2 separate regions of the Homo sapiens genome follow, and region 2 is linked to region 1. The links are chromatin contacts, found by Hi-C in ENCODE. All regions are on one chromosome and are shown on one strand. The core of a region is the stretch at or near the end of the contact, and the rest is flanking DNA. Distances in the headings are between cores, read along the strand shown. Region 1 holds the start of G2E3 (G2/M-phase specific E3 ubiquitin protein ligase). Region 2 has its middle 25 kb from the start of COCH.

Region 1 (4,638 bases), core at 1,771-4,270:
TTGAATAGGAAGAGGAAAGCAGGAAAGAGAGGTTACATTAGCTATGACTAAAATTTTCTAAGAATTCAGTTCTCAGCTAGTTCACATTACTGAGGGATTATCAGAGACTGAATAAAATTCTTAATTTTATTCTTCATTTTTTGCAGCATGTATTAAGTGGAATACTTATATCAATTTCACTCAATTTAAAATGTTTATAAGCTCTCAGAATGCCTGGTCTGATGGCCAGGTTTGTTAGATTTAAGTACGTCCTGCAATGAATATTTTCTTTCAAAAGTCCTTAAATTGTGGCCGGGCGCGGTGGCTCACGCCTGTAATCCCAGCACTTTGGGAGGCTGAGGCAGGAGAATGGCATAAACTCAGGAGGCGGAGCTTGCAGTGAGCAGAGATCACGCCACTGCATTCCAGCCTGGGCGACAGAGAGAGACTCCGTCTCAAAGAAGTCCTTAAGTTGTATGTACTCAGGCTCTTTGATTTAGTCAGTGGGTATTTATTGAAGATCTTTTTTGTTCACAAAATGCTGTAACATTACTTGAATATTGTTTGTATTCAAAATCACCTATACTCACTCTGGGTGAAAAAAAAAGAACAACATTTTAATTAGTACAGATAACCAGATAGTCCATTCAGTGAACACCAACCCTAGACAATTAATACAATTAAGCCTGGCTAATCTTATGGAAAAAAATGTGAATGACTTTACAGGGCTCTCCACCACTGATGAGAACTGAATCTCATTATTCCAAGTGATGGCCAGGCTGCGGGGTGATAATGACTTTGACAACATTTTAGCGGAAGAAATTGAAGAATTAATTAAGGGTTGTAGAGAAGAACTGACCAAGGAGAACTCAGGGGACAAACTGAAAAAAAAAAAAAAAAACACAAAACCTTGCTCATAGAGTTGTATAAAGAAAATCATATATATATATATAATCTTTTGGGTGGCTTTTCCAGGGCATTTTTAACTTTTGTATACAGGTCAACTTGAGAATTTAATTCCTGTGAAGGATAAGAATGGTGGGAAGGTGCCAAGAATTATGAAAGACATAGGAAAATATATAACATAGTTTCTGCCTTCAAGAAACTTCAAGGAGCAATATATTTAACGGGGTCATATTAGATATGTAAACATAAAATAATACACTATATCATGAATGACAAAATGTGTGGTCAAATCATTATATGTAATTGTAGAAAGAACTGTTGAATGAATGAATGGACATAGACTATCCAAACATTAGAAATTTATACGCTCATTAAACCTGATTTTGTATCTAGAATGTATTCAATTTCTAGCAATCTTCCTTAAAGAACAAAATTGCAAAATTAAAAAAAAAGTTTATTATCTTAAAAATTCAACTGGTGATAAAGTGAAAGGTAAAAGTTCTCCATCTCTTCCTACTCTTATTTACCAGCCCGCTCCCAGAGATGTTTACAGCTTAGGTATCCATCCCAAAACTTTGTATACCATATACACACACATACTTTCAAACAAGGATACTACAGTCCTTCTTAAACTTTTTCAGTATTTCATTTCAGTACCCGCTGATCTACTTCATTACTTTTAGTGCCCGCAGCGTCAGTATATCAGATGCTAAAGTATCATAACTTACATGTATTTAACCCCTTCCTTATTTGTAGACACAGATTATTTTCTATCTTCCACTGTTAAAAACAGTACATCAGTTAATAGCTTTACACACCCCCTGTGTCAGATTACCTGTAGCATAGGTTCTCAGAAATCTAGTAAACCTTTCAAACTGTATTTTTTTTTTTTTTTTTTTTTTTTTTTTGAGACAGAGCCTCGCTCTGTCGCCCAGGCTGGAGTGCAGTGGCGCAATTTCTGCTCACTGCAAGCTCCGTCTCCCGGGTTCACACCATTCTCCTGCCTCAGCCTCCCGAGTAGCTGGGACTACAGGCGCCTGCCATCACGCCCAGCTAATTTTTTGTACATTTAGTAGAGACGGGGTTTCACCATGTTAGCCAGGATGGTCTCGATCTCCTGACCTCGTGATCCACCCGCCTCGGCCTACCAAAGTGCTGGGATTACAGGCGTGAGCCACCGCGCCCGGCCCTCAAACTGTATTTTTGACAAAGGCTAAAGGTATGCTGTCATGGTTTGGTTTGTACTGATCCGTTTAGGTAATTCAATGTTATTAGATGTGAGGATGATCTGGTGGCAACATCAATCACAGCCATAAAGGTCAGAGTTATTTAGCGCCCCTCACCCCCTAGCATTTCCAGTCCTTCCTTTAGTTTCTGGAAGCTCCCAGATGTCTCTTCAGAAGCTTAAGACGTTTTGGATCAAAGACATACTGTGGTCCTCGATAAAGGAAAAGATACTGTTGTTTCAATAATCTCACGGGACAATACTTAATAATCTCGTAAAGTGAGCCCTTATCTGAGGGGGGAAATAAAATTTATTGCCTTCTAACACCATCAAATAGTTTATTTGAGACCAGGAATTGGTCCGACCACTTATTTTCAACTTTTGGCTGAATACGGGTGAACTTGGCTTTTTGTTTTCCCTAAACCCAGGACAGAAATAAATTAAAAGCCCTGACTGTGCCGGGATAGGACTGAGAGGCCCAGGAAAGGCTGCACTAAGTACTTGGAGGGTTTGTTTTTTTCCTTCTTGCTGCTGCTGCTGTTTCCTCGAGGATGAAGGGAAAGATAAAACCCTCCTGCCTCCGTTCGTGCTTTCATTCGCCCCATTCCTCGAAGGTGACGAAACTTCAGCACATCTCTGTCCATTTTGGAAAAAAGAGGATCCCCTCAAGAGCAAATAGGCGGAAACAATGACCCCGCGCCCGGAGTTTTTCTGAGCTCCTAAATAGGGAGAGAGACCCGACAAAACAAACAAGCGAAGGCGACACAGCCAGGTTAGCACCGAGCAGCAGCGCAGGAGCGCCAGAAGGGCGGGAGCACACGGGCCCTTCCCCACAGCCAGCGCCTCCGCGGGTCCCACCCCTCGAGGGCGGGGCCGACCGCTCTTTCCGGGTTTGCGAGCGGAAGTGGACGAATTTGAATCCTGTGGGCCGTTGAATGTGGCTGCTCGCGGTCGGCGTGCCCCGACGTACAGCGGGCCGGGAAAAGTGGCACTGAGGCTCTGGAACTTCTGCCCAGCTCTCCTTGGTGAGTAAATGGGGAACGGGAAGACGCAGAACGTTCCAGAGAGAGAAGCAGGACCGTGGGGTGGGAGAGGGTGTCAGGAGGCCGGACGTCGCAGCCGGGGCCTCGCAGTGCTTTTGGGGACGTCTGGTGCTGGGGCCCGGCCTGGAGACTAAGGGAATTCGGGGCACTGGGGGCGTTTGCTGGACCAGCGCTCTCGACGGTTGCGCACGCCAGCCAGCTCTCAGTGTTGAGGATTCGGAGGCCCTGCCGGTCCCCCGCGAGTAAACCTTGTTTATACGCATCCTCCGTGGCTTTTTTTAAACCCGTAGTTTATTATTTCCACCAATTCGGCTCGAATGCTGAAATTTTAACAGTAGTTAAATCTCACTGTGAAGGCGTTGCCACGTTTAAACAAATCTCTTTTAATGAAAGATGGAAGGTTGGGGCGGGTTTAGAATGAAAAGATGCTCTACGTGGCTCCGCGTTCCTCCTGAGAGAGATACCCGGGCAACCTTGATTAACTCTGGACTGCAGGGAAGTGACAGTCTTTGAAATGCCTGAGTGGGATTTAAACTGAAATTCGAGTGTCCTTTGTATTTAAAACCCGGATATTTTTCTTTCACGGTTGACATTTTTCATGTACCGCAAAAATCCGAGACTCCTATTTAAACCGGCTGTGGTAACAGCGGTGGTGATTAACTAGGGTCTTAGTTTGCAAACAATAGGGATAAGGTTTAGTTCCACCGCCCTGCCTTTTCGCCTCCCTCATTCATTGGCCAACTGGGTTATTATGGAGTCTTTTTGGAAGTAATCCACTAATGCTTTGAGCATCTGTTTCTTTGGGTTTTATTGTTTTGGGCTTTTTTTTTTTTAATTTTTAATGATGAACTATCTGAAATATGGAACTCTGTCTAACCCAGTAGTAAAGTCATGCCTTCTGGAATGGTTTAAAAGTGTGCCATAAATGTAAACTATAAATGGGAACTTTAAATGTGTACAAGTTTTACATCTTTATTAAAAATCGTCAGTTTTGTGTAGCTTAATACGAAAAGATATTTTAAGTTCCTTTTAAGGTTTTAACACCAGGATATTGTACCATTTAAATGTATAAATATATTTTTAAAAGTAGGACTTCATAATAATCAGAATAAAAACATTCCTTCATCCAGTGCTGGCTATTCCAGCACCCCCATTCTTCCTGCTATTGAACTTTTAAGTGTTAGCCAGGAAGAATAGACTTAAATACTCGGTGTTTAGGATAGTTAAAATATGAGCATTTTTCATATAGTGTCTTTGTAACAGAGACATTGGCTATACTTCTCTAAGCCTTTCTGCTCATTTCATATGTGCTGTCAACAAATGGTAATTTTTAAAAATTGATCGCTATATCCTAATCTCTTTATTTTTTTCTACCTGAATTATTTTCATTGGATTTTTGCTCTTTCTTAAATCAGTGAGTTTCAGAATTTATTGTGTATACACTACCTTGAAGGATTTGTTCAACAATGCTGATTCCTGCACTTC
Region 2 (4,292 bases), core at 380-2,879, 290 kb after region 1:
CTGTAAAACATCCAAGACATAGAGTTTTCTTAGTGGGAAAACATCACTGATAGTTTGATTTTTTTTAAATAGTCTTAGGACAATTCAGGCTTTCTATTTATTTTTTCTAAATTTTTATTTATTTGTTTTAATTGAGAAATAAAAATTGTATATATTTATCATGTACAGCATGCTTTGAAATAGGTACACATTGTGGAATAGCTAAATCGAGCTAATTAATATATATATTACCTCACATACATATCATTGCTTTGTGATGAGAACACTTCAAATCTATACTTAGCAATTTTCAAGAATATAATGCATTGTTATTAACTATAGTCTGCATATTTTACAACAGCTCTCCTTTTTTTTCAAAACAGGTTTTTCCTAGGATCTATGGAATAGATTAGTTCTGGAAAATTTAAAGCCCATATCTCTTTAAATATTGCCTACAATTTTCTCTCTAGTCTCACTTTTTGGGACTCGGTTAAATATATATTAGATTTCCTCACATATCTACTTTTTTATGTTTTCCAATTCCTTTTCTGCCTTTCCTGGAGTGATTATGGCTGTATTAAATCTGCTGTCAAACCCATTCATTGAGTCCTTAAATTTTTAACAATTGTATTTTACATTTTCAGAAATTCCCTTTTATTTCCAAGTCTACCTATTTATTCCTGCTGGTTTTTTTGTTACTTACTTATCTTTTTGATTGTGTCCATTATTTCTTTAAGTTTTTTTTTTTCTTAGAGACAGAGTCTCACTCTGTTGCCCAGACTAGAGTGCAGTGGTGAGATCATAGCTCGCTGCAATCTCCAACTCCTGGGCTCAAGAGAGCCTCTTGCTTCAGCCTCCCAGGTAGGTAGGGCAACAGGCGTGCCCCACCATACCTGGCTACTTTTTTCTTATTTTTTGTAGAGATGGGGCTCTCAATATGTTATCTAGTGTGGTCTCAAATTCCCAGCCTCCAGCGATCCTCTTGCCTCCATCTCCAAAAGAGATTACAGGCATGATCCACCACACCCTCCCCTTTAAATATTTTTAACATAGCTTCCCTATATTGTGCAACTGACAACTCTAATAACTGAAGTCTATGGGGAAGGGTCTAAATCTGTTTTTTTTTTTTCTATTGATCTCACTCAGCTTGGCTTGCATTGCAATGTGCATGGTGAACTTTGATTGTGAAATGATTGCTTAATCTGCAAACTAAATTGTTGAAGATTTCCCCCAGAGACAATTTGTTTTTTGCTTCTTCTTTTACCAGCAGCAAAAGGCAGTACTACCCTGGGATGACATCAGCCCCTTGGCACAGTCGAAGCTCACATTGGATGTTCCAAGCTCAGTTTTCTTACCTGGCCACCAATATCTTGGTAGCAGCATGACTATTGACATCTACTCTCAGGGAAAGCTCATCTCACACTTTCATTGCCCACGGCTCTGCTGGTTGTTGTATTTGCTGGGAGAGGGTCCTTGGAGATCTTACTACCTCTTATGAGACCAGACGTGCCTGAGAGACTGTCCTAAAGAGCCACACTGACAGAAGCAGAAATCTGTGGTGGTTTGTTCTGTGTTGACTCGGTCAAACTGAAATCATGTTTCCCAAAATCTTCTCCCTTCTATGGCTGTGGGCTTAATTGGCCAAGAGGATCTTGTGTGAGATTTAGAAGACAGAAGTGAAACAATAGCCATTATGTTCTGAAAGTCTGTCATCAGACACAGTGACAGAAATATGCAAAGGTGCCCAGCAGGCTCCAGCTGGTCTTTGGTCTCCTGTGTTCTAGAACAGTTCCTCTGTATAGCTCTTCTTCCCAACCACTGACCTTGTTGGCCAACAGCAGCCCATACCTACAACCAGACACACAGCTGGTGGCCAAACAGCTTCCTGCAGACCTTCCCAAGGGGTTCCCAATCAACAGATGTGGTTTCTCCTATCCTGGCTGATGACCTCTTCTATCACCTTATTCCCCTACAGGGCCTTCACTTCCCAGCTCCTTCCCAATTGTGTAAGATCTAATTCCCATACGAATCACTTATCTCATAACACTCATAATCTCTCTTCTCTTCAGACTGAATTCTGACTAATATATCCCCATGGCTTTTTTATTTAGCATAATCAATTATTTTTTTTAAGCCCAGAATGTACGTATGAACCTTTCCCTCAACCAATCAACATTTACTTACTTCTGCTGTATGCTAGACACTGTCCCAGTCTTTGAGAAAATTTAAAAAATTGTTTTCAAGGATAGACAAATACCTATGAATCATATTGTTGTGAGATAAATTAAATGACAGAACTCTGCACAGACCCAAAAGAGGAGCATCTATCATGCTCGGTTTAGTCACAGAAGACTTTCAAATGAAGTAAGCCTCAAGCTGAGTCTTAAAACAAGTCACTCAAATTTGAGAAATGCAGGGCCTCTTCTTTTAAGAGGGTTTAGTCTGTTCATGAGCTGCTGTGTATTGATAATTCTTCCACCATTTTCCTCCATCCTAAATCAAAATATCCTCTACTATAGCAGTCTATGTTATATTTAGATATTTAGTTTGCAAATAGTGATTCAGTTCTACCAAAACATTTGTCACATTAAATGAATGTTGTTAATTTAGAATTAACAGGTTTCATAGTTTTTATATTTAATTTGTAAGTTTTTTTGCTTTTATAAGACTAATAAAAGAAATATATACCTAATTTTGTGTATATACATAGTTAAGTAATGCTTTTATATAATTAATTCAAGTTAACACCAGAACTTTATTTTCTTTAGGGGAAATCTCTTCATTGCTCATCTTGAGAAACACTGGGAGTCATCACTGACTACTTCCTCTAACCCTCACCTCCTAACCTTCCATCCTCAGGAGATAAACAATCACCAAGTCATGTTGATTGAGCATCATAAATATTTCTTCTTCTCCACTCCATCTTCACTACCTCCACCTTAGTTGAGTCTCTTCAATGGTTTTTCATCAGAAGATCTATCTACAAGATCAGATCCAAGCTCCTTCATATTGGGTCTCTGTACTCTGTGTTCTGATCTTCACTTGCCACAAGTGTGTCATTGCACAGCAAGCTGTCTCTGTTTTTTTCTCATAAATGCATGAGTTTCATAAAAATGCATGGCCCCCAACACAACTGTCATAAACACAGATGCATACACGGGCAATGAAATATGATGGCAGAACTTAGTTGTGAAGTGGTCAGCCTGATGACCTAGAATATACCTGCATCACATTTTTAAAATTATCATCAAAATAAGAAACACAACATTTTGGCCAGGCACAGTGGCTCATGCCTGTAATCCCAGCACTTTGGGAGGCCAAGGTGGGCGGATCACAAGGTCAGGAGTTCAAGACCAGCCTGGCCAATATAGTGAAACCCCATCTCTACTAAAAATACAAAAATTAGCCGGACGTGGTGGCAGGCACCTGTAGTCCCAGCTACTCGGGAGGCTAAGGCAGGAGAATCGCTTGAACTTGGGAAGCAGAGATTGCAGGTTTTAAAATTCTCACAGGTAACTCATGAACAATGCCCTCTGCCCTTCTGAGTAAATCCTAAGCAAATGCATGGCACAGTACTCTCAACCCAGGCTGCACCCATGAAGAGGAGATCCTCAGTTAAAAGTTCTAATGGCCAATAATACTGGCTACTAGGCAATTATTCGAGAGGATTTAACCCAAAAATAGGAGCATTAAATCAAGAAACTATACAGGCTAAGGAAGAGGTATTATTAAGCAGAACAAGCTAAGATGTTTTATTAATCTTAAAGTCTTGACGATAATTATAAGGAGGTCAATAACTCAAAGTATTCGATGTGCTGCCTTTGCCCATTCTCTGCCAGAGTGCCCCAACTTGTTAACCTACACAATTGTTTCAGAATGCCACTGTTATTCCTACATGCTGCTGATAGAATGTAGTCCTTCAAATCTATAACAGTTAGGTAATCTGCTTTTTTAAAGGAAAGTGCCAAATCTATTGGTGTGTTGATAATTTGGTAATGAGATAAGTTGCTGAACAAGATAGATTCATTCATTCGTTCATCAAATATTCATCAAGTGACAATTACATGGCACTGGGAACGCAATAGTGAACAAGAAAAAGTCCCTGCCATCATTGCATGTACATTCAATGGTGACAGATGGTTTAATAAATAAGCAAATTTAATAAATCAGCAAATAAATAAGGAAATAAGATCCAATGTAAAAAGTACTATAGAAAAAATAAGCCAGGGTAAAAAAAAAGAGAGCAACTGGAGGTGGTTATTTTTGCTAGTCATTTCTAGGGATTTTCAGATCAATAGGCACTTTTCCTCTTT

What was found. A loop is a pair of places that touch in the nucleus more often than their neighbours do. Pooled maps may share reads with other maps.
Region 2: a pooled map shows a loop between it and region 1 (3-fold over the local background). The contact joins the enhancer-like site here to the promoter of G2E3 in region 1. A Hi-C loop is called at or near these places in 5 of 37 single-sample maps with no recorded cell type and 3 of 50 pooled maps.

Annotation. Positions count from the first base shown.
Region 1 is chr14:30,556,138-30,560,775 of GRCh38, forward strand. It overlaps G2E3 (G2/M-phase specific E3 ubiquitin protein ligase), which reads left to right and starts at 3,021. Exons shown (of 15, transcript NM_017769.5): 1 at 3,021-3,135. G2E3-AS1 (G2E3 antisense RNA 1) reads right to left here. Exons shown (of 4, transcript NR_151720.1): 3 at 4,600-4,638. RefSeq lists an enhancer at 2,687-2,876.
Region 2 is chr14:30,847,847-30,852,138 of GRCh38, forward strand. No RefSeq gene overlaps it. Among named protein-coding and RNA genes, the nearest start is that of COCH, 25 kb to the right of the region's middle. Within about 2 kb of position 1,630, at least 3 of the 41 ENCODE cell types and tissues checked have a DNase peak (open chromatin) inside an H3K27ac peak, as active enhancers do.